Regions from separate parts of the Homo sapiens genome. Here region 2 is linked to region 1. A link is a loop called in an ENCODE intact Hi-C map of the cell type or tissue named here. Cell type or tissue: heart right ventricle. All regions are shown on one strand. Links, peaks and the distances in the headings refer to the core of each region. The heading gives the core; the rest is flanking DNA. Region 1 has its middle 41 kb from the start of CHST14. Region 2 overlaps DISP2 (dispatched RND transporter family member 2).

Region 1 (16,302 bases), core at 3,977-11,976:
GTGCATTTGATAAAAATGTCCTCTAAATTGAGGTGTCCCCATGTCTTTAGTTCTGAATCTGCTATCCAGCTCTGAATCTGGTGATTGGCTAAGGAATTAAATTTGTTTTTTATGTTAATTAGAACATAATAAAGAAAAGTATCTTTTAAAAATCTGAAGATGGACATTTGTTTAAAAAGGCAGTAACAGCCGGCTCACGCCTGTAATCTCAACACTTTGGGAGGCTGAGGTGGGTGGATTGCTTTGGGCACAGGAGTTTGAGACCAACCTGGGCAACATGGCAAAACCCCATCTCTACAAAAAACAAAAAAATTAGCCAGGCGTGGTGGCATGTGCCTATAGTCCCAGCTACTCCACCTACTTGGGAGGCTGAGGCAGGAGGATCACCTGAGCCTGGGAAGGTCAAGGCTGCAGTAAGCCATGATCGTGCCACTGCACTGCAGCCTGAGTGATGGAATAAGACCCTGTCTCAAAAAAAAAGTCACCTTGGATCATATTATCATATCATATGCTTATTTATTGTATGTACTAATGTAGGGCAGGAGTAGGGATCAACATTATGCAATAGATGCTTTGTTTCAAATAGTCTTATACAAATACAATATGTTGTCCGGGTGGTGGGTCATGCCTGTAATCCCAGCACTTTGGGAGGCTGAGGCCGGCGGATCACCTGAGGTCAGGAGTTCAAAACCAGCCTGGCCAACATGGTGAAACCCTGTCTCTACTAAAAATACAAAAATTAGCCAGGTGTGGTGGCAGGTACCTGTAATCCCAGCTACTTGGGAGGCTGAGGCAGGAGAATTGCTTGAACCCGGAAGGCAGAGGTTGCAGTGAGCCGAGATGATGCCACTGCACTCCAGCCTGGGCGACAGAGCAAGACTCCATCTCAAAAAAATATACACACATATATATGTGTGTGGGTATATATGTATATGTATATATACATGTGTATATATGTATATGTGTATATACATGTGTATATATGTATATGTGTATATGTGTATATGTGTATGTATATGTGTGTATATATACATATATATAAAATATATATACATACACACATATATATAAAAAATACGTTCTGCTCTTTTAACTCCTCCCTTAAAATGGGGAGACCTTTCTGTCTATGAATAAACTCCAGCAGCCACAAAAAGAAAAGATGGACATATTTTAACACACTAAAAAGAAAAACTCTCCTGCATGGAAAAAATGCTGTAAGCAAAGTCAAAAGACAATGTAAAATTTGGGGAAATATTTGCAACTTGCATCACAAAAACTTGATTTTTCGACCGGGCACGGTGGCTCACGCCTGTATCCCAGCACTTTGGGAGGCTGAGGCAGGCGCAAGGTGAGGAGTTCGAGACCAGCCTGGCTAATATGGTGAAACCCCATCCCTACTAAAAATACAAAAATTAGCCAGGTGTGGTGGTGCATGCCTGCAGTCCCAGCTGCTTGGGAGGCTGAGGCAGGAGAATCACTTGAACCTGGGAGGCAGAGGTTGCAGTGAGCCAAGATCACACCACTGCACTCCAACCTGGGCGACAGAGTGAGACTCTGTCTCAAAACAAACAAAAAACGTAATTTCTCTGTTACATGGGAATTCTTAGAAATAAAAACCCGAAACTAATAACCCAATAAAAAATGAGCAAAGGGTATAAGAGTTTATACACAGGAAAAAAACACAATGAGCTTTAAATATATGAAAAGATGTTCAATCTCATTCGTAGGATATATGTAAATTAAAACTACACTGAAAACCTTCTTCACGAAAAGTTTGGCAAGCATCCAAACCTTTGATAACACACTCTGTAGGTGAGGGCATAGGAGGGTGATGTGGGACAGCCTCTGCAGAGAGCAATTTGACAATATCTCTCAAAACTGCAAATGCACTTCCTTCCATCCAGCAGACTCCACTTTAGAAATTTACCTTAAAGATAAACTTATGTGTAAAATGACATGTATAATAGGTTATTCACTGCATTATTGTTTGTAATGGCAAAACATTGGAAACAACCTAAATGCCCACAGATAAAAGGACTGGAAAATTAAGTTATGGTACATTCATACAGTGAGATAATATCGTATTATTTGAAAAATATTTTTTAATGAGAAAGCTCTCTATAAGCTGATATATAAAGATTTTCAGCTGGGCAAGGTGGCTAACACCTATAATCTCAGCACTTTGGGAGGCCGAGGTGAGAAGACTGCTTGAAGCCAGGAGTTTGAGACCAGCCTGGGCAACAAAGTGAGCCCCATCTCTACGAAAAAATAAAAATAGCTGGACGTGGTGGCACATTCCTGTAGTCTCAGCTACTCAGGAGGATGAGGTGAGAGGATCTCTGGAGTCTAGGAGTTTAAGGTTTAGGTGAGCTATGATTGCGCCACTGCACTCCAGCCTGGGCAACAGAGTGAGACCTTGTCTCTAAATAAATAAATTTTAAAAATAAATAAATGAAAAGATCTTTAAAATATATTAAGGGGAAAAAGCAAGATATAGAGCAGTGTGAAGAGTATGCTATATTTTGTGTAAAAAGGAGGGGAGCTTATTCCTCTGTGTGTGTTGGTGCATAAAGCAACTCTGGGATCAGATTAATAAAGTAGAAGGAAAACAGATGGGAAGGGTGGCTAAGAGATGCCATAGGAAGGAGACTTTGTGAAAATGTTTTAAATATCTCCTGACGGTTGAATCTTGTTAACATATTGCCTATGCAAAAAGTTAAATGTAAAAAAATTCACATGATTTCAGTGAACTTTTTTTGAGACGGAGTCTCACTCTTGTCACCAGGCTGGAGTGCAGTGGTGCAATCTTGGCTTACTGCAGCCTCCGCCTCCTGGGTTCAAGCCATTCTCCTGCCTCAGCCTCCTGAGTAGCTGGGATTACAGGCATGCGCCACCGCGTCCAGCTAATTTTTGTATTTTTAGTAGAGATGGGGTTTTACCATGTTGGCCAGCATGGTATCAATCTCTTGACCTCGTGATCCGCCCACCTTGGCCTCCCAAAATGCTGGGATTACAGGCATGAGCCACTGTGCCTGGCTCAGTGAACTTTTAATTCTACTTTGGTAGGATGATGGTGGTCTTAGGAAAATTTGAATCTTCATGACTAGTGACATAACTACATGGTACAGACCATCCTGTATAGCGAATTGCTTCTTGTGCCTAAGTCTTGTCTTCCCAGTGAAATCAATCGCTGGCCCTCCTCACCTCTTTTGGAACCTCTGCAGTGTTTAACCTGGGAACCCAGTGAATATCTGAGAACAGACAACTGGTTGATTAGGCCTCTCAGACTTTCATTCCATTTCATCATGAACACTTCTCATATATTTACAACTTTTCCTTTCAAGTAAATCAAAATATTAACGTACAAGGACAAGTCAGACAGAAAAAGGCACATAGTTGCCAGGTAAATTGGGCCTCCTCAGAGTGTATCTTCAGGTTTTTAACAAAAGGCAGTTTCCATCTTATTGATGAAAATGTGTTTGCTTTCTATTCAATTACCCATTGTATGTTAGATGGTATTTCGTGGTTCAAATGGCTGTCTGTACAAAATGCTAACATTTAAAATCTATTTCCTCCACTCCTGTTTCAATGTCGACAACTCTATTGTTAGAATCTGTGAGTTGGTGTCTTTGCAACCAAAGGAATATTCAGCTGAGATGTTTGATTTTACTATTCGATGTGATCTCACTTCTCCATGTAAGCAGCTTCCAACAAAATCACTTACTGGAGAAAAGAGAAAAGACCTAACAGTCCAGCGCGCTGTGTATACCGCGGGGGCCGTGTCAGGGGAGCAGGCTCTGGAACACTCCCGCCAAGGCCAAGAGGGCTCCCGCCTCCCCTCCAAGCGGTGGAAACCCGCCCTCCGCCAGACTCTGGCGGTGGGAGCGGCTCCCCCTGCAGGATCTGCAGAGACGCCTCCTGGGCTTTCTGTTCTGGCCTCGCGTTTCCCGGGCGCCTCGGTGTGAAGGCAGCTTAGTGCTGTGCCCGCCCGCCTGCTGCTTCCCAGTGGGGGAGTTTGGGTGAGCAATGGGAAGCCAGGGGGCCCGAGAAGCTGGCGAGGGGTGATGTTGCCGGCCAAACCCCGGGCAGGACCCCAGAGCTCAGCCGGGACAGCCCTGTCTCCTGCCTGTAGCCGGGGCTCTTCCCCCAGCACACAGGACGGGACGGTTCGAGGCTGGCTCTCCTGGGTTAGCATCTCTTCACTCCCACCTCACAACCTTTTCTTTTCCCAGCCCCAGCTAGAGAGACTCCAGAACACATATGCCTGGGCTAATTATTCTGAGGCAATTAACGTGGCTGGGTCTCAGTTTCCTTTTTTTGTGTAATAATACCAAATTGACAATCCCTTTAGAAAACTATTTGGTAGTTTCTTATAAAGTTAGGCTGGGTGCGGTGGCTCACGCCTGTAATCCCAACACTTTGGGAGGCCGAGGCGGGAGAATCGCTTGAGCCCAGGAGTTTGAGACCAGAGAGAGAGAGAGAAAAAGAGAAAGAAATTAAAATCTATGTCCACCGAAACACTTGCCCACAAATGTTCATAGCAGGTTTATTCATAATAGCCAAAGACTACAAACAACCAAACGTCTATAAACAAAGTCATAATACATTGTGATGTATTCATATGATGGAATACTAAGCATAAGAGGAACAAACTACTGATACATACCACAGCATAAACGAATCTCAAAAGCACTGGATTAAATAAACCGCTCTACAATTCTGTATGAAGGTCTGAAAACACTAAGCTAATCTGTCGTATTAGAAATCAGAACAGTGGCTTCTTTGCATAGTACAGACTGAGAAGGGCACAGGGAACTTTCTGGAGTGATGGAAATGTTCTATATCTTGACTGAGGTGATGGTTACATGAGTACATACATTTGTCAAAACTCAGAATTGTACTTTAAAATTTGTACATTTTACTGTATGTAAATTAAGCCTCAAATTTAAAGTACCTTTATTTATTTATTTGTTTGTTTGTTTATTTATTGCAGAATCTTGCTGTGTTGCCCAGGCAGGAATGCAGTGGTGCAATCACGGCTCACTGCAGCCTCTACCTCCTAGGCTCAAGCAATCCTCAGCCTCCTGAGAGTAGCTGGGACTACAGGTATGTGTCACCACACCCAGCTAATTTTTTCATTTTGTTGTAGAGATAAGGTCTTGCTTAAAATACCTTTATAAGCCAGGCACAAAAACACATACTTTGCATGTTCTCATTTGTGGGAGCTAAAAATTAAAACAATTGAACAACTCATGGAGCTAGAGAGTAGAACCATGGTATGAGAGGTTAGGAAGGATAGTGGGGAGGGTAGTGGGGTTAATGAGTATAACAATATACTTGGATAGAATGGATAAGATCTAGCATTTGATAGTACAACAGGGTAACTACAGTCAACAATAATTTATTGTACATTTAAAAACAGCTAAAAGAGGCCGGGTGCAGTGGCTCACGCCTGTAATCCTGGCACTTTGGGAGACTGAGGCGGGTGGATCACCTGAGGTCAGGAGTTCGAGACCAGCCTGGCCAACATGGTGAAACCCCATCTCTACAAAAAATACAAAAATTAGGCCGGGCGCGATGGCTCACGCCTGTAATCCTAGCACTTTGGGAGGCTGAGATGGGCGGAACAGGAGGTCAGGAGATCGAGACTATCCTGGCTAACATGGTGAAACCCCGTCTCTACTAAAAATACAAAAAAAATTATCTGGGTGTGGTGGCGTGCGCCTGTAGTCCCAGCTACTCAGGAGGCTGAGGCAGGAGAATTGCTTGAACCTGGGAGGTGGAGGTTGCAGTGAGCCAAGGTCATGCCACTGCACTCCAGCCTGGGCAACAGAGCGAGACTCCATCTCAAAAAAAAAAAAAAATACAAAAATACAAAAATTAGCCCGGTGTGGTGGCACATGCCTATAATCCCAGCTACTTGGGAGGCTGAGGCAGGAGAATTGCTTGAACCTGGGAGACAGAGGTTGCAGTGAGCCGAGATTGTGCCACTGTACTTCAGCCTGGGCAACATAGCGAAACTCCATTTAAAAAATAAAAAGCTAAAAGAGTATAATTGGAATGTTTTTAACACAAAGAAATGATAAATGCTCGAGGTGGTAGATAACACACTTACCCTAATGTCATTTTTATTTTTATTTTTTTTTGAGACACAGTCTCGATCTGTCACCAGGCTGGAGTGCAGTGGCACGATCTTGGCTCACTGCAACCTCTGCCTCCCAGGTTCAAGGGATTCTCCTGCCTCAGCCTCCTGAGTAGCTGGGACTACAGGCACACGCCACCATGCCCAGCTAATTTTTGTATTTTTAGTAGAGATGGGGTTTCATCATGTTGGCCAGGATGGTCTCGATCTCTTGACCTCGTGATCTGCCTGCCTCGGCCTCCCAAAGTACTGAGATTACAGGCATGAGCCACCGCGCCCAGTTCCTGATGTGATTATTATGCATTATATGCCTGTATCAAAATATCTTATGTACCCCTAAATAGATACACCTATGCAGCCATAAAAATTAATAATTTAAAAATATCTTTGAAAAAAATAAGTTTCTACTTCATAGGGTGATTGTAATTATTAAATGAGTTACTATGGAAAGTGTTTAGAGCAGTACCTGGCATTTAGATGTTACCATATAAATATATAGCATTTATAGTGTGTGTGTGTGTATATGTCATATTTACACAGCATTTATATGTAGTATTTATAATTAGTTTGAAATCTGTGACACTGTGGAAAAGATTTACGTTTTGAAGTACTGTATGTTCAGAATTTTCCGTGAAGGAAATTCACAATGTGGAAGAAGGAATCACTTTACCACTGTTTCAGTCTCATAAGGGGTTGTGAGGATCGAATGAGGCCATATACCTCAGCTACATTTGTATTTGATTAATAAAAGAAAATACGGGTGTAGGTAGTTGTCATCCAACTTAACTTGCCAACATAATTTCTGTATCTGAGAAATGCTGCTTCAAGTCCAAAGCAGCATAAAATGATGCAAGAACATCACACATTCTCATGACCTGCACATCACATATGCAACAATTCCATGAATGCTCATAGAAGCACCAGAAGATATCACCCAGACATGGTTCTTTAAACTGCTGCTCTGTGAGACTCCTTGGGGAGGGGAAAGAGCTTGACTGCCTGGGTTTGAGTGCTGGTTCTGTCACTTATTACATGTGATACTGGAGGAGTTACTTAACCTCCCCAGGCTTCTGTTTCCTCGTCTGTAAAATGGGAATGATATCTACCTCCTGGATTTCTGGGCAAGTTGGATGAGAAAAGCTATGTGTTTCAGAAATAAAAACTGTTGCTGACCTCTGCAGACTGTGGATGCTGGCGATGCAAGTACTCGTTGAGCAGGCTGTCTTGTGTGGGTGACAGTGTGTATTCCCACGAGCAGTCTTGGAGAGGCAGGACCCGGGTGATCTTCTTAGGGAAAGGGGAGAGATGGAGAGTCCAGAGGAAGATCCTGGAGGGAGCACTTGGGGCTGGGCAAGATTCAGAGACTGCTCAGAGAAAGGGTCCATGAGAAACAGCCAAAAAGGAAAACAAGGGAGAGATGTTTAATGGAAAGAAATGCTTCACCCTATTGTTGTATGTATGAAAAATCTCCTCTTTCCTTGGTCTCCTCTATAAGCCTTCAATAAAATCCACCTGTGTAGGTGGCTTCTTTTGGGAGGAGTGAGAGCATTGGTAAACCCTGCTTCGAGGATTCCTTAGGGAGGAAAGGTAGGTTGCAAAACACCCACATCTGAGTTACTTCTGTAATGTGCCTTGCACAGTCCTAGGTTCAGGGTATGTGCGTAATAAGTGACAGACATTTTACGTCGTGTTACATGTGTGCACACATTCTGGTAAAAACTTGCCTCACTCCACGCCGCAGGCTCATGTCAGCGGCCCAGCACGAGTGTTTCTATGACAACCATGGCGTCTCTACGCCTTCAAGGTGGGCGCTCGTGAATGGGGATGTGGGTATAGTGGGTTCCAGTTCCGCCAGTAGACCAGCAAATCCTCCCTCTTTTGGCAAATTATTCTCTTCCACTCGCCACTTAGTTCACGCTGGTTGTAGGCGCCAGGCAGTGAACCGCGTCTCCGCTCTTCTGTCCCGCAGCGATCGCGCAGGTCCAGGGCCCGCTCCAGGGCACCTGGCCACGGTGGCTCCTAACCCTGGCAGATAACAGGCCTCTGTGCGCTCCGCTTGACCCCAGCGCGGCCCCAAGCTCCGAGGCGGGCTGGGGGCGTCCTCACTGCGCGCCCTCTGATCATGGCTCTGGCCTCACGCCTCTAGCCGCCGCGTAAGAGCCGAGGAGCGCGCAGGGGCAGGTTCCCTGGCCGGACGCTCCCTCCCCAGGGCCCGGGTCAGGGTCAAGGTCTCGGCTCTGCTCGTACGCAGCACCGCCCCTTGGCGCAGAGCCTGCGGGAATGTGCGGGCCGCCCCAGCGCCGACCTCGCGCAGCCGGTTCTGCCGCCGCCTCCAGGGCGGAGACTGGCTGCCCGCTTGGACTAGGCGGCGGGGCGGAGCGGAGGCCGCGGTCTGGGCGTCCGCGCGGTGCGGACTGTATGTGCCTCCCACGATGGCCCGTGGGGCCTGCGCTCTGCCCGATCAGATGGAAAAGAACGTTTTAGATTGAAGTTTTAAGACGACTCTCCCGATGCCGCTTGAACTGGGTACAGGTGTGTGTAAAAACAGGGTCACAGGCTCAGTGCATTCAGTGATGATGCAACTGTGGCTGAGCGCCAAGCCCTCCGGCAGGCAACGCCGGACAGGCAGCCCTCCAAACCCACAGAGGAGCGCGACCCCTCCCCATGTCTGCACCCCACCCGCCTCTGCCCTCCTCTCTGCTCCCCAAACCTCTACTTTGGGGATAAGTATTAACTCTCCTGGCTCTGACATCCCACCTGATGAATGTCCCTCTGCAAGGATCTGGGGTTGCCCTACACGTGTTTGGGCCCTCTTTTTTCGGGCCTCTGGCTTTAGCCATAGACCTTGGTCTTTGTCCTGCTTTCTCCTCTGCCTCACCATCACCCTGTTTTCCGTATGACCCAATCTCCTTCCAACACCCCAGTCCCTTCATCAGCAGCCCCAATCCTGATGCCTGAGCAACTTCATTAAAAGTAACTACCATCCACCATCAGCCCAGGATCACTCAGCTCCTTCAGCTGTAACCCTAGAATTCAACTCTCATAGCTATCCTCGCCTTCATTTCTTAGACTTCACAATTCTGTGGTTATTTCTGTCTCTCTATTCCCCATGCTCACTAATCTCCATCCTTAACATGCCCCCACATGCTGCCCTCCAGCTTTTTTGTCTCCATGGTCCCTGACTCAGACCTTCCCTCCTGAGTGGGGCCCCCACCTCCCTTGAATCTGGGATCACTGGCCCAGCCCAGCACAGAATCTTCTCCTGATGTTGGCCTGATGGAGTTTGTGTGTCCTGCTGGTGTCCGCATGTTGAGACTCCAGCTGCTGCCCTGCTCCAGGCCCCAATCCCAGCCTGCATCCTCATGTGTGCTCCCAAACCGGTCAGTGGAGTCCAGAGACTTGGCAGGACCCTCTTCTGTCCAGCAGGCCTGCCACAGTCTACAGAACAAATTCCAGTTCCTGCTGCTTCTGCTGAAGGAATTGGAATCCCATTTCTTTTTCTTTTTCTTCTGTGTTTGTTTTTGTTGTTGTTGTTGTTGTTGTTGTTTTTGAGACAGTCTTGCTCTGACACCCAGGCTGGAGTGCAGTGGTACCATCTAGGCTCACTGCAACCTCTGTCTGCTGGGTTCAAGCAATTCTCATGCCTCAGCCTCCCAAGTAGCTGGAATTACAGGCGGGTGCCACCATGCCCAGCTAAATTTTTTTGTATTTTTAGTAGAGACGAGGTTTCACCATGTTGGATAGGCTGGTCTCAAACTCCTGGCCTCAAGTAATCAGCCCACCTCAGTCCCCCAAAGTGCTAGGATTACAGGCGTGAGCCACCGTGCCTAGCTGGAACCCCATTTCTTAATCTCACCTGCCATTAAAGGTCCTGCATCCTCCTGGGTCCTCCTGGAACAGAAGTTATACTAGCCTTCACGGTGAAGGAGGAGCAGCGCTTAGCCTCATCCTTCCTCCCGGCACACCCAGGGATGCTATTGGGTCAGCCAAACATTACCACCAAGAATTGGTAAAGGAAACAAAGGCTGGTTTGATCTTCAGAGTCTTGGCTGCTCCTGTTTCCTAAAATTGATAGTGACTACATCGTTACTCTCTGAGTACCTACTGAGTATAGTAAGGGACTCCCAGAAGGGGAAAGCATCGTCCTCTTCCCTGGCTTAACTAAATCCTACCCCTTCCATCAAGGCCCAAGTCCTACACAGCTGAGGGCTTAATTAGAGCCTACCTTTATCACTCGCTGTGGTCTTCTCTGTCATTGCTGTTTCCAGAAAGAGACAGTGATGTCATCTCTGTGCCTCTGGTCAGCTCTGGAGCATCCGCCACATCTTAGGCTGGACAGCCAATCACATGCCAAGGGAGGCTGGGCTCCCCCTTCCAGGGGCTCTCAGGGTGTGTGCTGTGGATGTGTGCCCAAGAAGGTGTGTGTGTTCATGCGTCTCTCCTGCCCCAGGAGGCCTCTGCGGAGTTGTTCTTGGCCCATCACTGAGGACATGCTGTGTCCTGCCTCTGGATTCTGGATGAGAGCAGGAGTCCATCCTGTTGGGGATTCACACTAAAATACTGCTTCCCACATTTGAGGATTTCTTGCACCATGAAAGACTTCGTGGGGAGGGGCCAACAGGGGATGGCTAACTTTTTACTTTGCCAAGCAAGTTCATTCAAAATAATTACTATTGGCTGGGTGCAGTGGCTCATGCCTATAATCCCAGCACTTTGGGAGGCCAAGGTGGGCGGATCACTTGAGGTCAGGAATTTGAGACCAGCCTGGGCAACATGGTGAAACCCCGTCTCTACGAAAAATACAAAAATTAGGTGGGTGTGGAGGCGTGTGCCTGAAATCCCAGCTACTTGGGAGGCTGAGGCACCAAGAATCGTTTGAACTGGGGAGGCGGAGGTTGCAGTGAGCTGAGATCCTGCCACTGCACTCTAGCCTGGGCAACAGAGCGAGACTCCATCTCAAAAAAAAAAACAAAAAACCCAACAAAACAAAAAACCACCATCTACTATCCCATCAGTTCATAAATAAAGACTTTCTAATTCCCAAAATATGGAAATGACATCATTTTAGATGAATATCCATTTGTTTAACTTTTTGTTTTAGAATAATTTCACACATAAAATTTGCTACAATAGTACGATGAACTCCTATATACTCTTCACCCAGATTCACCAGTTGCTAATGTTTTGCTATATTAGGTTTATGAGTTTCTTTTTTAAAAAAAAAATTTTTAAGACAGAGTCTCACTCTGTCACCCAGGCTGGAGTGCAGTGGCTCAATCTCGGCTCACTGCAACCTCTCTCTCCTGAGTTCAAGCAATTCTCCTGCTTCAGCCTCCCAAGTAGCTGAGATTACAGGTGTATGCCACCATACCCAGTTAATTTTTGTATTTTGAGTAGAAACATGGTTTCACCATGTTGGCCAAGCTGTTCTGGAACTCCTGACCTCAAATGATCCACCACCTCGGCCTCCAAAAGTGCAGGGATTACAGGCATGAGCTACTGTGCACAGCCTTGGTTTATGATTCTGTCTCTCTACATTCATACACACAGAGAAAGAGAACACGTGCACAAGACAGAATACTCCCTGTTTATATAAATTTCTTTACTGAATTATTTGAGAGTAAATTATAGACATTGCACCTCTTTACCCTGAAATACTTATGTACTATCACCAAAACCAGGAAACTTAACATCATTGATATAATATTATAATCTACATAATTGATTAAAATTTTGCCAATTATCCTAATAATGTCCCCTCTCCCTCCCCCTGCTGCTACTTCTCTCTCTTCTCCCCTTCTCCTCCTCCCCACCCTCCTTTTCTTCCTCCTTCTCTACACCCTCTTCCTCCTCTTTTTCTTTTCTTTTTCCTCTTCTAGGCATTGCTTTCTCTGGCCCAGGATCCATTCTAGGATCACACGTTGCTTTTGGTTGTCATGTCTCTTCAGTTTCCTTCAATCTGTTGACAGTTTCCTCAGGCTTTCTTTTGTCTTTCATGACATTGACATTTGTGTGTATGAAAAGTACAGGCCTGTTATTGAGTAGAAGGTCCCTCAGTTGGAGTTTGTCTGATGTTTGCTCATGGTTACACTCAAGTAATGCATTTTTGCCAAAATACCACAGAAATGATACGTCCTTTCTCATTGCATGACATCAGAAGGCATATGACATTGGTTTGTCCTATTTAAGAGATGTTAACTTTGCTCTCTTAGTTAAAAGGGTGGCCACCAGATTTCTCCACTGTCAAATTACCATTTTCCCCTTTGTAATTAGTAAATAATTTGTTAAGTGGATTAATAAGTCTTTTAAAGGAAATAAAATCTTCATTTTACGTCTTCCTAAATGAGTCTTTTTTTTTTTTTTTTTTTTTTGAGTTGGAGTCTCGCACTGTTGCCCGGGCTAGAGTGCGATGGCGTAATCTTGGCTCATTGCAACCTCTGCTTCCTGGGTTCATGCGATTCTCCTGCCTCAGCCTCCCAAGTAGCTGGGATTACAGGTGCACCCCACCACACCTGACTAATTTTTTGTACTTTTAGTAGTGATGGGGTTTCACTGTGTTGGCGAAACTGGTCTCGAACTCCTGACCTTGTGATCTGCCTGCCTCAGCCTCCCAAAGTGTTAGGATTACAGGCGTGAGCCACCCCACCCGGCCAATAAGTCTTTTAAAGGAAAAAAGGCTTTTTGAAAAATTCATAACATAATCCTTATTTTGGACTGACTCTTAAAAACCCTGGCACAAGAATGCAAGCAAATTACTCATTTATCTATCAAATCCTTGAGTACTGCATGTGCCAGGTACTGCTCCAGACCCTGCCTTCTCCATCTAACTCCCTCTTTAGTCATCCTGGACAGACTGGCCCCAGGCTTGGGTCCCCAAAGTCATTTCTTGAGCCGCTTGAAGGCAGGAGCTGATACAGAGACACAGTAGGTAGTGGTTCTGGAATCTAGTGTACCCACAGTGTAACAAGGAGACCTGCTCTCAACTCTATGGATACAGCAAGGCTCTTCTGTGATGAAAGAAATAATATTGCTGACATATGTGTTTATATTTTAATTAGCTTTCTCTGAGTTACACTGTAGTAACAAATAACCCAAAACTCTTAGTGGCTTACAGTAAGAAGGGTTTATTTCTTATGCACATTTTATGTCGGCTGTGGTCATTGGTGGTTCTGCTCTGTGTTGTCCTCTCCATTCTGGGATCTGGGCAGAAGATGTAGCCTCTATTTGAAATATGTAATCCTCATGGCAGAGGGAAAAGGAAAGTGATAGAAGTCTGCCATAGTTCTTAAACCTTCTGCAGGGAAAAGCATAGTCATTTCCACTTACATTTATTGGCCACCTCAAGTCGTGTGACCATGCCCGCCATTAATGGGACAGTGAAGTGTATTCCTCCTAAAAAGGAGTGCCGCAAGTCACATAGCAAAAGGAGAGGACGTATAATCACCTCACAGGAAAGGATAGAATAAATCAGAACCAATAATGCAACCAACTATGGTAGAATTCTTTTTTTTTTTTAATTGAAACAGAGTTTCACTCTTGTTGTCCAGGCTGGAGTGCAGTGGTGCGATCTCGGCTCACTGCAACCTCCGCCTCCCAGGTTCAAGCAATTCCCCTGCCCCTTCTGAGTAGCTAGGATTACAGGCGCCTGCCACCACGCCTGGCTAATTTTTTGTATTTTTAGTAGAGACGGGGTTTCACCATGTTGGCCACACTGGTCTGGAACTCCTGACCCCAGGTGATCCACCCGCCTCGGCATCCCAAAGTGCTGGGATAACAGGTGTGAGCCACCGCACCCAGCCGGTAGAATTATTTTATACAGGTTCTCTGCACCAACCTTCCAATTTACAGAAAACAGAGAGGGCCAGAGGAACAAGTTAAACAACACCATGAAGAAACACTCACTCAATCCAAAATGTGGAACATTCTGTAAGAAAGCTGGCCTGGAGTCTTCAAAAAGACAATGTTATAGAAAAAGAAAGAAGCGACTCTTCCAGCTTAAAGGATACAACAATTCATAAGCTTGGATTGAATCTGATTTTTAAAAATCTATAATTAGGGACAATTGGGTAAAATGTTATATAAACTAAATATTAGATGATATTAGAGAATTATTGTTAACTTTTTAGGCATGATAATGATTTTGTAGTTATGTAGGGGAATGTCCCTCTTTTAGGAGATACATGCAAATATATTCAGAGGTGAAGTGACATAACATTTGCAATTTACTTTCAAAAGGTTAAGCAAAAAAGTATTCATGGCTGGGCATGGTGGCTCATGCCTATAATCCCAGCACTTTGAGAGGCCGAGGTGGGCAGATCACCTGAGGTCGGGAGTTCAAGACCAGTCTGACCAACATGGAGAAACCCTGTCTCCACTAAAAATACAAAATCAGCTGGGCGTGGTGGCGCATGCCTGAAATCCCAGCTCCTCGGGAGGCTGAGGCAGGAGAATCATTTGAACCCAGGAGGCGGATGTTGTGGTGAGCCGAGATTGCGCCATTGCACTCCAGCCTGGGCAACAAGAGAGAAACTCCATCTCAAAATATATATATATATTTATAAAGAGAGAGAGCAAAGTTGTATAATGCCTAAAATGTTGAAGCTTGGTGGAGAGTGGAGGGGTGTTAATACTATTCCTTCAAATTTGCTGTTTTTAAAATTCGTAAAAATAAAAAAATAGGAGAAGTATATAGGTGTAGTTGTGATTAATAAAAATAAAGCGGCAGAGTGCAGTGGCCTCACACCTGTAATCCCAGCAGTTTGGGAGTCTGAGGCGGGGTGGATCACGAGGTCAGGAGTTTAATACCAGCCTGACCAACATGGTAAAACCCCGTCTCTATTAAAATCAGAAAAATTAGCCAGTCATGGTGGTGGGCGCCATTAATCCCACTACTCAGGAGGCTGAGGCAGGAGAATCCCTTGAACCCAGGAGGCGGAGGTTGCAGTGAGCCGAGACTGCACCATTGCACTCCAGCCTGGGCAACAGAGCGAGACTTGGTCTCAAAAAATAAATAAATAAATAAATAAAGCTCACTTTAAAATGTTTCTGAATTTATCTTAAACAAAGTAACATGAGGAGAAAAAGAAAAATTATTTTGAAAAAGAATAAAATGTTTCTGAACTTATAGTATTTTTTAAATCGTTATAATTTTCTCTATTGGTTTAATCTCCACTAACATATGAGGAGAAAGCCCTTAATTTTTATTTTATTTTATCTTAATTTTTTTAGAGACAGCGTCTCAGTCTGTCAACCAGGCTGGAGTGCAGTGCCACGATCATAGCTCACTGTAGCCTCAAACTCCCAGCACTGTGGGAGGCTGAGGCAGGAGGATCACTTGAGCCCACGAATTTGAAGCTGTAGTGAGCTATGATCACGCTACTGCACAAAGTGAGACCCCGTCTCAAAAAAATTAAAAATAAATAAATAAGGTAGAAAGCCTCCTAATTAAGCCTTTCTGGAAAGTCTTAACTAATATACTGTATTATATGAAACACCTTACAAACTTCATATCCACTTTGTCTTGGGAATTTAACTAAGAAAAGAACCGTGGATTTCTGTAAAGATTCAGCAACAAGGAAGTTCATCCCAGCATTATTTACTTCAGTGAAAAAAAAATGGGTATAATTTAAGTGTTCCAACAATAGTTGGTTAAATAAACTATGGCCCAGTCACCCAAAGAAAGGAATACAATACAGCCATCAAAAATTATGTTGTGGGCCGGGTGTGGTGGCTCATTCCTGTAATCCCAGCATTTTGGGAGGCTGAGGTGGGTGGATCATTTGAGGCCAGGAGTTTGAGACCAGCCTGAGCAACATGCGAAACCCCGTCTCTACAAAAAATACAAAAATTAACCAGGTGTGGTGGTACATGTCTGTAATCCCAGCTAACTCAGGAGGCTGAGGTGGGACGATTGCTTGAGCCCAGAAGGCTAAGGCTGCAGTGACCAGAGACTGCACCACTGCACTCCAGCCTAGGTAATAAAGCAAGACCATGTCTCCAAATAATAAAATAAAATAAAAGGTATTGCAGAACAACAAGTGAAAGATACTCATACAATGTATTTAACAAGTGGAAAGATACTCGTACAATATATTTAGTTTATGAAACAACAGTATGTACTGTATAATCCTGTTTTTGTTAAAAAAAGAAAAAAAACAGAA
Region 2 (12,760 bases), core at 56-8,055, 140 kb before region 1:
TGGAGCCTGAGCTCAGCACCCGTTGCTACCACACCCAACTCATGTGGACTCCTCCCTCTTTCCCAGCTATTCCCAGCTGATTGCTGAGTGGCCAGTGGCCGTGCTGATGCTGTGTCTGGCTGTCATCTTCCTCTGCACCCTGGCTGGACTGTTGGGGGCCCGGCTGCCCGACTTCTCCAAGCCTTTGCTGGTGAGGAACCAAGGGGTGGGACGGGGTCCCCAGGCCTGGCCACCTTGACCCAGCCTGGGGCAGAAAGTTGGAGGTAGGGTAGCCATGGTAGCCTGGGGATAGGGTAGCCATGGTAGGCTCTTGACCTCCAGAGAGAGTTGGGGAGATGGTATAAAGTTCAGACTCACATCCACAATTCAGGCAGGCGGGCTGGCCTTCCCTGCTCTGAGGAGTCAAAGGGGCAGAGCTGAGAAGCACCCAAATGGAGAACTCCTACCCTGCCCACCTGTTCTTCTCCACCCTCCTCCCTGCAGGGCTTTGAGCCACGGGACACAGACATTGGGAGCAAGTTAGTGGTCTGGAGAGCACTACAAGCCCTCACAGGCCCCAGGAAGCTGCTTTTCCTTTCCCCAGACCTTGAGCTGAACAGGTAACAGGCTCTCATCTTTTCACTGTGGGTGGCAGAGGGAAGAATGAGATCTTCAGGAAGGGGACATTGGGTGACCCACCCCAAGGCAGGTCAGAGGGGCTTGCCAAGGAAGGCTCCCTGGGGAGTGGTCTCTGGCCTCCTCTGAGTCTTCCAACCCTAATGGTGCCTGGCATAGATATTCTCTCCACTTCAGCTCGAGCTCCCACAACACTCTGAGGCCTGCACCCAGAGGCAGTGCCCAGGAGAGCGCTGTCCGGCCTCGGAGAATGGTGGAGCCCCTGGAGGACAGAAGGCAAGAGAACTTCTTCTGTGGCCCCCCTGGTAAGCTGCAGCCTGGCCAGTTCCTGGTTTTAATAGTGGTCCCCACCCCACCTAGTAGGACAGGCAGGCCCAGAACAAATCTGGGCAGACAGAAAGGGAAGGTGGCCAGCTGGCCACAGTCAAGCCAAGGAAGCCGGGTTACAGCTGGGATAGGGGAGTTCTCAGATGCTCCAGCCAGACAGGGTCAAGCTGGGTTGGGGTGAGGCACAGGGACAGGATCAGGCAGTCCATGCACAGGCTTGAGATGCCTGAGAATCTGAACCTCATGTGGCCCTGGGTAAGCATCTTCCCTTTGGAGGACCCAGGACCTGGGGCCAAAGGACTGAGCTCCAGGTTGCGGGGGTATGTTGCAGAGAAGAGCTATGCAAAGCTGGTGTTCATGTCCACCTCCTCGGGCAGCCTATGGAACCTGCATGCCATCCATTCCATGTGTCGCATGGAACAGGACCAGGTGAGCTGGTGGGGGAGGTGCCAGGGGTTTGGGGGGAACTAAGGACATGAGGGAACTGATCCCAAGGAAATACAGCTGAGCCAGGACTGCCAGGGGGTGGACTGGGGAAGAGCATTCCCTGCTTAGAAAATTATTCCAACCCTGCTGAGAGGCTCCAGGTTGGGGTGGGAAAAGAAGAGTCGGCTGTTTTTAGAAGAGCCAAGATAGAAGTGCTGGAAGCGAGCCCATGCAGGGACTGCGGGTTTCCAAAAGGTCCTGAAAGGGCCCTCCAGAGCGGGTGAGGAGGCCCTGGCCCAGGGAGCTGAGACTGTGGGCTTCAAGGCCTCAGCCCCCATCAACCTGAGCAGTGCCAATCCAGTTATGCTAACTGGAGAATCATATACAATAACATCTGAAGAAAGGTTTGCTGCTGAAAATGGTGTGAAAACCACGCAGCAGCCCAGCCCCCCACTTCACACGAGGATATCCCAAGTACCAAAAGACTGGTTAAGAACATGCATTATAGAGTCAGATGTCTGAATTCAAGGCCAGCTCTAAGGCTGTCTTGCTATGTGACTTCAGCCATGTTTCTTAACGTCTTAGTCCCTCAGGCTTCATAAGCGCTAAATGGGGATGATAAACGTACTTTCCTCACAGGGATGTTGTGACAGTTAAATGAGATAGAAGTTGAAAAAATACAGCATAATGACTGGCAATAGTAATCTCTCAATAAGTACTGTGTTGCCACCATGATCTCAGGCCCAAGGTTACGCAGCCAGTTAGTGGCAGAGCAAGGGCCTCTGACTCCCAGGTCAGTGCTCTCTGTACTACGTCAGCTGTTGTGATGTCAACAACAGGAAAGGAGAAAAAAGGAGGCATGAGATTTGAAAAAGAAACAGCCCTGGGCCTAAGAGGGTTTAAGCGGTGCAGTGGACAGAGGGGAGCTGGGTTTTGGCAGTGACCCTGAACCTGGAATGTTTTGGCCTCCACTCTTCCCATTGCTTGCTTCAGCTCATTGGACCCTTGGCCCTGTTCTATCTGTGGCTGCTACCTCCACTTTTACATGGAGTTGGGGTGTGTGACCTACAGGGGCCCTTACAGCAGGGTCTCTGAGGCTGAAGCCTTGGGCAGCATCCCTGAGGCTCCTCTTTGATGAAGTCAAGATGTAGCTGCTGGCACCTGGGCCAGGAGCCAAAGGCAGCTGGGAGACAAGCCTATCTCACCAGGCTGTCAAGATCCCTCTCTGCGCTTGCCCTGTAGTGTGAAAGGAGATGAGAGAGCCTTGTATAGGACTGGGAAAACCTGAGCCCTTGGGCTGCCCCTGAACTCTCCCCTCCTGCGTGTGCCCTACAGATCCGCTCCCATACCAGCTTCGGGGCTCTGTGCCAGCGGACAGCAGCCAACCAGTGCTGCCCCAGCTGGTCCCTGGGCAACTATCTGGCTGTGCTCTCCAACCGCTCCTCCTGCCTGGACACTACCCAAGCTGACGCAGCCCGCACACTGGCCCTGCTTCGGACCTGTGCCCTCTACTACCACAGTGGCGCCTTGGTGCCCTCTTGTCTGGGACCTGGGCAGAACAAGTCCCCACGCTGTGCCCAGGTTCCCACCAAGTGCTCCCAGAGTAGTGCCATCTACCAACTCCTGCACTTTCTGCTTGACAGGGACTTTCTGAGTCCCCAGACCACTGACTACCAGGTGCCTTCCCTCAAGTACAGCCTGCTCTTCCTGCCCACCCCAAAGGGTGCTTCCCTCATGGACATCTACCTGGACCGGCTGGCCACCCCCTGGGGGCTTGCTGACAACTACACCTCTGTCACTGGCATGGACCTGGGCCTCAAGCAGGAGCTGCTGAGGCACTTCCTGGTCCAGGACACGGTGTACCCCTTGCTGGCTCTGGTTGCCATCTTCTTCGGCATGGCCCTGTACCTGCGCTCACTCTTCCTCACGCTCATGGTGCTGCTGGGGGTGCTGGGCTCACTGCTGGTGGCCTTCTTCCTTTACCAGGTGGCCTTCCGCATGGCCTACTTCCCCTTCGTCAATCTGGCAGCCCTCCTCCTGCTGAGCAGCGTCTGCGCCAACCACACGCTCATCTTCTTCGACCTGTGGCGCCTTAGCAAGAGCCAGCTGCCGTCGGGGGGGCTGGCGCAGCGCGTGGGCCGCACCATGCACCACTTCGGCTACCTGCTGCTGGTCTCCGGCCTCACCACGAGCGCGGCCTTCTATGCCAGCTACCTGAGCCGCCTGCCGGCCGTTCGCTGCCTCGCCCTCTTCATGGGCACGGCTGTGCTGGTGCACCTGGCGCTCACGCTGGTCTGGCTGCCCGCCTCCGCCGTGCTCCACGAGCGCTACCTGGCGCGCGGCTGTGCGCGCCGGGCGCGGGGCCGGTGGGAGGGCAGCGCGCCCCGGCGGCTACTGCTGGCGCTGCACCGGCGGCTCCGCGGCCTGCGGAGGGCGGCGGCTGGCACCTCGCGTCTGCTCTTCCAGCGCCTGCTGCCCTGCGGCGTCATCAAGTTCCGCTACATCTGGATCTGCTGGTTCGCAGCACTGGCGGCAGGGGGCGCCTACATCGCCGGAGTCAGCCCCCGCCTGCGGCTGCCCACGCTGCCGCCGCCCGGCGGCCAGGTCTTCCGGCCCAGCCACCCCTTCGAGCGCTTCGACGCGGAGTATCGCCAGCTGTTCCTGTTCGAGCAGCTGCCGCAGGGCGAGGGCGGCCACATGCCCGTGGTTTTGGTGTGGGGCGTCCTGCCTGTGGACACTGGCGACCCTCTGGACCCTCGTAGCAACAGCAGCCTGGTGAGGGACCCTGCCTTCTCGGCCAGCGGCCCTGAGGCCCAGCGCTGGCTGCTGGCACTCTGTCACCGGGCCCGGAATCAGAGCTTCTTCGACACCCTGCAGGAAGGCTGGCCCACGCTGTGTTTCGTGGAGACCCTCCAGCGCTGGATGGAGAGCCCCAGCTGCGCCCGCCTGGGGCCTGACCTCTGCTGCGGCCACTCGGACTTCCCCTGGGCCCCCCAGTTTTTCCTGCACTGCCTGAAAATGATGGCTCTGGAGCAAGGCCCCGATGGCACCCAGGACCTGGGACTCCGCTTTGATGCCCATGGCAGCCTGGCCGCCCTGGTCCTACAATTCCAGACCAACTTCCGGAACAGTCCGGACTACAACCAGACCCAGCTCTTCTACAATGAGGTCAGCCACTGGCTGGCAGCGGAGCTGGGCATGGCACCTCCAGGCCTCCGCCGTGGTTGGTTCACTAGCCGTCTAGAGCTGTATAGCCTGCAGCACAGCCTGAGCACTGAGCCTGCTGTGGTGCTGGGCCTGGCTTTGGCGCTGGCCTTTGCCACACTGCTCCTGGGCACCTGGAATGTTCCCCTCAGCCTATTCTCCGTGGCAGCTGTGGCAGGCACCGTGCTGCTCACTGTAGGACTCCTGGTTCTCCTCGAGTGGCAGCTCAACACTGCCGAGGCCCTGTTTCTCTCTGCCTCAGTGGGCCTCTCAGTAGACTTCACTGTCAACTACTGCATCTCCTATCACCTGTGCCCACACCCTGACCGCCTGAGCCGTGTGGCCTTCTCTCTGCGCCAGACCAGCTGCGCCACAGCCGTGGGGGCTGCAGCCCTGTTTGCGGCAGGCGTGCTCATGCTGCCTGCCACAGTGCTGCTCTATCGCAAGCTGGGCATCATCCTCATGATGGTCAAATGCGTCAGTTGTGGCTTTGCCAGCTTCTTCTTCCAATCTCTCTGCTGTTTCTTCGGGCCAGAGAAGAACTGTGGGCAGATCCTCTGGCCCTGTGCCCACCTGCCATGGGATGCTGGTACTGGGGACCCTGGTGGGGAGAAGGCAGGCCGCCCACGACCAGGGTCAGTGGGAGGGATGCCCGGGTCCTGCTCAGAGCAATATGAGCTACAGCCCCTGGCACGGCGTCGGAGCCCCAGCTTTGACACCAGCACAGCCACCAGCAAGCTGTCCCACCGGCCCTCAGTACTCTCTGAGGATCTGCAGCTCCATGATGGTCCGTGCTGTTCCCGGCCCCCACCAGCCCCTGCCTCCCCAAGGGAGCTGCTGCTGGACCACCAGGCAGTCTTCAGCCAGTGCCCTGCCCTGCAGACCTCCTCCCCCTATAAGCAGGCTGGCCCCAGCCCCAAAACCCGGGCCAGGCAGGACTCCCAAGGGGAGGAGGCTGAGCCCCTGCCAGCCTCACCAGAAGCCCCAGCCCACTCTCCTAAGGCCAAGGCTGCAGATCCTCCTGATGGCTTCTGTTCCTCAGCCAGCACCCTGGAGGGGCTCAGCGTCTCTGATGAGACCTGCCTAAGCACCTCTGAGCCCAGTGCCCGTGTACCAGATTCCGTGGGTGTGTCCCCAGATGACCTGGATGACACTGGGCAGCCAGTCCTTGAGCGAGGCCAGCTCAATGGGAAGCGGGACACCCTGTGGCTGGCGCTGAGGGAGACAGTGTATGACCCATCATTGCCCGCTTCCCATCACAGCAGCTTGTCCTGGAAGGGCCGAGGGGGGCCAGGGGATGGCAGCCCTGTGGTGCTGCCCAATAGCCAGCCAGACCTGCCAGATGTTTGGCTGCGCAGGCCCAGCACTCACACGTCAGGCTATAGCAGCTGAGGGGGACCCGGGGAGGCTGGACAGGGCGCGGAACCCTGTCATGGATGACAAGGCAAGGGCAGCAATAGGCTGGAGCCCGAAGGTATTTCTCCAGATCCACAGGGAGAGGTCTCACCCTCCAGCTGTGGATGTTAAACCCTGCCAGATGTCCCAGCCTTGATCTGTCTGCTCCTACTCCTCACATCTGGAGGATTCCAGCAGGAGGGGTTTTGGAGGGGACCTGCTTGCGACCTGCTGAGGGCTTGTCTGCTCCCACAGCACCATCTAAGACCCCTCCTCTAGAAGTGGGGAAGGCCAGATGTGTAGCTTCGGGTATCAGAGGAGGCTGACCTGGCCCCCATCCCAAGTTACAAGAACTTCAGTGAGACTAAGGGACCCCCATCCTAGGGATCTTGTCAGGGTTCCTTACTGACCAGAGGAGCCCGCAGCAATCTCCACAGCCTCCTGGGTCTCACCCCTTTCATGGGCTCTTCATCAGGACACTTCCCTCTCTTTTGGGAGCTTCTCTGGGCAGAATTGGGCTGGGACCTCTCTCCCCAACTGCCCTGCTCTCCTCATACTCACCGGTTTGACCAGAAATTCTCCAAATCCAGCCATAGATGGCTGCTGGGTGTGCAGCAGGAGAAGGAGGATGGTCAGCCTTGGAGCATCTCTCAATTACGGGACAGTCCCTCTTTGGAAGCAGGCTCCTGTGCTTTCCTGTGTTAATAAACAGTAATAATCCTTTCCATCTCTGCACATTTTAGTCTCCTTGGAATCTATCTCACTACTTCACTACAGGGTAGCCTGACATTGGTCAGGTTCTTTTGACACCCAATTTATAGGTAAAGACATTGAGACTAAGTAAGATGAACTGACCTCAGGGTCACTTAGCCACTAAATGGCAGAGCGGTTTCATTCCACCACTACAACCTCCAGTTTCCCTTTGGCTACCTGCCTTCTTTCACCGCTAGCACCCTCCTCCAATCTGCTTTCTCTGGTGTCTCTGACTGAATCCAGCCACCCTCTTTGGGCCTCCACTTCCTGAGAGAGCTGTATTCCAAAAAAACCCAGGAGTTCCTCTCCATCTCCCCCGTGCCTCCCTCTGGAATCTGGCTGAGATGTCTGCTGGCCCTGGGGCGTCCTAGCTGACCTGATTCCCAGGCTTCAGGACCGTGCCTCTTCTACAGCCACAGTGTATAAGAGGCCCCACCAGAAGAGGTACTGAGGGGCAGAAGAGGTGAAGCCAAATCCAATCAAGGCAGGAACTCAGACCTGCCCTTTGGGAAGTGTATGAGTCTGAAGCTGCTTCCCAGGTTAGGGTCCCCAGCTTTTTAAGGACAAGTCTCTCTGTGGAGCGTTAAGCAGACCAAAGGCTGGTTCCTCCTTCCCAAACTTCCTGGTAGGGAAGTTTTATCCCATGTGAGAGCTCATGACACCAGGTGGCATCAACATGTTTATTGAACACCTACTTTGCATATGGTATTACAAGGGGACAGAGGTGTGGAAGAAAAATTGAACACCACCCTCAAAGAGCTCACCTTCTAGCTGGGGAGACAGCTTATGCACACATGCAGGCATCGGATGGCTCACGGACGGCACCATATGCCTGCCATCATCATTATTGTTGGAGCTCAAGTACCCAGGACTGGGTAACAAGAAAGGCTTTCTGGAGGAGGAAAAACTTGAGCTGGGCTTCAGAAGACCAAGCGTCTCAGACTGGAAGGGGCCTTGGCGATCGTTTATTCCAGCAGTTTTCAAATTTTGTAGCCTCAGGACTCTTTCTTCAAAGAAGCTCTGTGTGGAAAAACAATATATAAAACAGGTAAAAGGCAGCTACTCTGGTGGGCGCTGGGTGTTGGGGGTGGAGTCAGCTTAGCCTGTCTTTCCACTGCAGCCTCTCCGGGTATCTGGGGAACCCCTCCGGCTCCTGGCAGCTTCACAGAATGTAATATGAAAGCTACTGATCCAGGCTATTTTACAGAGGAGTATCAGGAAAGGGAAGGGATTGTTCTAGGGCCAAATAGTCTGTGGCAGAGCTGGAGGCAAATCAGATGATGTTTTTGTTTTATTTAGTTTTTTATTATTGAGACCTACTTCCTACTCCAAGTAGCCCATGAGAAGTGGAGCAGAAACCGAAAAGAGACATGGGAGTTGTGGAAGAGACAGAAGGCAATAGGCAGGTACGGCAGGATACCTTGGCTCCTTTGCAAGATAAGTAAATCAAGATGAGTAACTCCTGACACCAGGAAGGGGAAGCTGGAACCTAATTTGAACCTGTCCCCAGGGGGTCTGCTGGGACCTCTCTCTTCATGTCCAGGTAGCATTCGGCCTCTCTGACCTAGAGCTGCTCATCAGCCCTGGTTTCTCTGATAATGGTGTCCCTCTGTCATCATGCAGCCAGGCTGAGAGAGCCCTGGTATCCTCAGGGACAATGAGCCACAGGGAGGTTAAGGGAACTCTTCCTCCCAAGCATGAGCAGAAGACACTTTGCCTGAACATAACCACTGAAATGTTAGAATGCAGAGGGGTGGATGGGTGGGCATGAGGGATCTGAGCACACCCGAGGGCCCTACCTGGGGATTTCCAGGTCATATTCTTGCAGGCTGTGGCCACACAACACTTCAGGAAGGTGAATGAGCCATAGCAGCTGATGCATTGATTAGATTTGTTCTTTATGTTGCCAGGCCCAGAAGAACCCAGCAGTAATCTAAAACATTACCTTATACCTAGAATGGCCCAAACCAACAGCAGGCAATCCACATCAGCAGGAAATCCAGCCTGCCTCTCTAGCCCTGACTTTGGAATGTGGAACTTAAAGCACTTCCTATTTCCTTTGAGTTGCAGCAGATCCTTTGCTTTATTATTATTAGGGGCACTTACAATGAGTGTATGGCCCTGGAGACATGGCTTACAAGCACGCTGTGAGGCGTACAAAAATGAGTCAAAGCACTTATGCTTGCCCTGCAAAATTCAAGAAATGATTTCTCCCCACTCAGACACTCTAATAGAACTACATTAACATTTGGAACTTGAGGTCATTTCCCCTATTTGTGCCACTGATCCTTGAACTCACATTCTGAGTACGAGTATGTATCCTGTATGCTATTAAAATATAACTTGAGGCCGGACATGATGGCTCATGCCTGTAATCCCAGCACTTTGGGAGGCTGAGGCAGGTGGATCACTAGACGTTAGGAGTTTGAGACCAGCCTGGCCAACATGGTGAAACCCCGCCTCTACTAAAAATACAAAAATTAGTTGGGCGTGGTGGGGGATGCCTGTAGTCCTAGCTACCCAGGAGGCTGAGGCAGGAAAATCATTTGAACCCGGGATGCAGAGGTTGAAGTGAGCCGAGATCGTGCCACTGCACTCCAGCCTGGATGACAGAGCAAGACACCGTCTCAAAAAATAAATAAATAAATAAGTCGGGCACGGTGGCTCACGCCTGTAATCCCAGCACTTTGGGAGGCCAAGGCAGGTGGATCATGAGGTCAGGAGATCGAAACCATCCTGGCTAACATGGTGAAACCCCGTCTCTACTAAAAATACAAAAATTAGCCGGGTGTGGTGGCGGGCGCCTGTAGTCCCAGCTACTCGGGAGGCTGAGGCAGGAGAATGATGTGAACCCAGGAGGCAGAGCTTGCAGTAAGCCGAGATTGCGCCACTGCACTCCAGCCTGGGCAACAGAGCGAGACTCCATCTTAAAAAAAAAAAATATATATATATATATATGTAAACTTGATATAGTCTGTTACCATGGGAAAACCATCCTTCCATGGCTGTGGTGATTTGGGGACTTTTAGAGTGACAGTGTTAGACAGACTGATTTTATTGGCTGAATCTTAGATTTTACTGATATATAGCATATCCCATACCATGATATGCGGGCAATATTCCAGCTTGAGACAATTTTTTTTTTTTTTTTTTGAGACAGAGTCTTGCTCTGTCGCCCAGGCTGGAGTGCAGTGGCACAATTTCGGCTCACTGCACTAATTTTTTGTATTTTTAGTAGAGACAGTAGAGTATTTTTAGTGTTAGCCAGGATGGTCTCGATCTCCTGACCTCATGATCCGCCTGCCTCGGCCTCCCAGAGTGCTGGGATTACAGGCATGAGCCACCGCGCCTGGCCGAGACAATTTTTAAAAAGACATTTCTCAAGAGAGTTATAAGCCAAAATTTCCCTAGCCCCCTCCAACTCATTCTGTCCTTCTCCCAGTGCATGTCAGGACAGGGAAGAAGGCTTTAAATCAGATTTTAAGAAAGAGGATACATTGGTTTACAACCTTTGCCTATCGTCCAGAGAGTTTCTGATCTTTTCTTTTTTTTTGAGACGGAGTCTTGCTCTGTCGCCCAGGCTGGAGTGTAGTGGCACGATCTTGGCTCACTGCAAGCTCTGCCTCCCAGGTTCACGCCATTCTCCTGCCCCAGCCTCCCGAGCAGTTGGGACTACAGGCACCTGCCACCACGCCTGGCAAATTTTTTGTATTTTTAGTAAAGACGGGGTTTCATTGTGTTAGCCAGGATGGTTTCGATCTCCTGACCTTGTGATCCGCCCACCTCGGCCTCCCAGAGTGCTGGGATTACAGGTGTGAGCCACTACACCCGGCCCTGATCTTTTCTTTGACGGTGGCAGTATCTCATTTTTTGATAATACACATGGGTAATGGCAAGCTCTTGGGACCCCATGCCAAGCATCAAGATCCCATTTACCTGGTGATAGGAAAGACAGACATTCCTCACCCTTTCTACCCACACCCTTGTTCACAGGGATGACTGTAACTAAGGTCTGCAGGTATTTATGCTTAGGAGAAGAAATCGTAGTTCAATTCACCAGGAATATGAGAAACAAAAGAAAGCCACTATGTGCTATGTAAATGTCTGGCCATCCAAAGCCACCTTATGCAGAGGAACACTGGAAGGGCCTTGATAAATTTCTCATAATTATTATCGGGCCTCTTTGTGATTACTCACATTTTTCTCAATATAGGGGAAAGATCAGCATTTTACCAAATCCACAACCATCAAACAAACAAGAGCTTTAATATTGCTAAAGAAAATCACACAGCTGAGCAGATTGATGTAGATTTGAATTCATGACCACCTATCTTAACTGGACCCTCAGCTCTGCCTAGCTAGTATTCATTCTAGCTACTAGTTTTGATTATTTGTATTGACTCTTTTATATTTTCTCCACCTTCCTCAAATATCTCACCTTCCCCCACCCCTCAGTGGACAAAAAAAAAAAAAAAATTCTTCATGAAGAAAACTGAAGCCTTCAAATAGAAATTTCCTCACCTTCAAGGCACCAAAGCCACAACTTACCTACCCCCGCTCCTGCCTGCTCCTCTCCCCATCCCTTCTGCTACAACGAAGGAAGCAGTAATGGCTCCATCAATGGCTTCTCACACTTGGTGTCAGAGGCCTTCACACGAGGGTTTGCACTCCCCTACAAGGACATGAAGACTTTCTAGAAGGTAGGTGGACACAGATAGTTTTAAAGTAATCAGTTTCCAGAGCCGCCTTCTCCATATGTTCCCCTCCTTATATTGGTGGGCCTAAGAAGCCACAGGCCTGACAGCTGTCCTTCCCAACTTCCACTTTCCCAGTTGCCTCCCCTCCCTCATTCTGAATCCTACTCTGGCTCCTTGCTCTGCGCTGTAAAAAACAAATAAAAGGGCCACTTGAGAATGCTCTGCTTGAGGAAGTCCTTGAAAGAGCAAAGCCTGGAGAGCTTCTTTGAGAAAGTTCACAGGGGCAGCCCTGTGGCTCAGTTCTGTGCCTTCTTCATTTAAGAATTCAAATTCATTGACATGTTATATTGTAAAATATATAAATATATATTAAAAAGGAAAAAATAATAAAAATTTTTAAAAATAATTCAACTTCAGGTGAGACACAGTGGCTCATGCCTATAATCCCAGTGTTTTGAAAGGCTGAAGTGGGAGGATGGCTTGAGGCCAGGAGTTTGAGACCAGCTTGGGCAACATAGCAAGATCCCGTATCTACAAAAAATAATTTTAAAAATTAGCTGGGCATGGGCCGGGCGCGGTGGCTCACGCCTGTAATCCCAGCACTCTGGGAGGCCGAGGCAGGTAGATCATCTGAGGTCAGGAGTTCAACACCAGCCTGGCCAACATGGCAAAACCCTGTCTCTACTAAAAATACAAAAATTAGCCGGGCGTGGTGGAGCATGCCTGTAGTCCCAGCTACTCAGGAGGCTGAGGAAGGACAATCGCTTGAACCCTGGAGGCAGAGGTTGCAGTGAGCCAAGATCATGCCATTGCACTCCAGCCTGGGTGACAGAGCGAGACTACATCTCAAAATAAATAAATAAATAATAAAATAAAAATAAAAATTAGCTGGGCATGGTGATATGCGCCTGTAGACCCAGCTACTCCAGAGGCTGAAGCAAGAGGATCACTTGAACTCTGGAGTTCGAGGTTACAGTGAGCCATAATCACATTATGGCACTCCAGCCTGGCAACAGAGCGAGACCTTAACTCTAAAAAAAGAAATAAAGAAGAATTTAAACTGAAAGTGAGATGGTTGACACAGGATACATATTAACCACATTGATTTGAATGGAAAAATAAAATCAGACTTTTTCTGTTAGAAGGTCAGAATTGGCTCACAGGTTTGACAGAGAGGATAGTCTTTGCAAGTAGGATGTATGGTGGACATTTTCCCTAAAATGGAATAACTTTAATCTGCAGCTCCACAGTTTGAACAAAAACAGACTGAAGGCTGGGCGTGGTGGCTCATGCCTGTAATCCCAACACTTTGGGAGGCCTAGGCGGGCAGATCACGAGGTCAG

The links. A loop is a pair of places that touch in the nucleus more often than their neighbours do. Peaks named below come from ENCODE experiments on the same cell type or tissue, not always from the same donor. Only the 100,000 strongest peaks of a DNase experiment are listed, where the experiment ranks them.
Region 2: a loop joins it to region 1, with 5 times the contacts of the local background. A loop is called at or near these places in 3 of 110 quality-filtered maps.

Annotation. Positions count from the first base shown.
Region 1 is chr15:40,503,339-40,519,640 of GRCh38, forward strand. No RefSeq gene overlaps it. Among named protein-coding and RNA genes, the nearest start is that of CHST14, 41 kb to the left of the region's middle. RefSeq lists a silencer at 8,266-8,475. In heart right ventricle, for the core only: a CTCF peak has its summit at 4,100; DNase peaks (open chromatin) are centred at 8,433 and 8,703; H3K4me3 peaks cover 1,595 bases; H3K27ac peaks cover 875 bases.
Region 2 is chr15:40,364,355-40,377,114 of GRCh38, forward strand. It overlaps DISP2 (dispatched RND transporter family member 2), which reads left to right. Exons shown (of 8, transcript NM_033510.3): 4 at 67-190; 5 at 484-599; 6 at 793-920; 7 at 1,274-1,371; 8 at 2,704-12,760. The coding sequence ends at 5,964. It overlaps LOC124903472 (a long non-coding RNA gene), which reads right to left. Exons shown (of 4, transcript XR_007064597.1): 1 at 11,269-12,760; 2 at 7,485-7,740; 3 at 6,529-6,663. Among named protein-coding and RNA genes, the nearest start is that of KNSTRN, 12 kb to the right of the region's middle. RefSeq lists an enhancer at 2,972-3,863 and silencers at 3,646-3,825, 3,946-4,025. In heart right ventricle, for the core only: a CTCF peak has its summit at 3,919; DNase peaks (open chromatin) are centred at 2,777, 3,468 and 3,887; H3K4me3 peaks cover 1,459 bases; H3K27ac peaks cover 3,307 bases.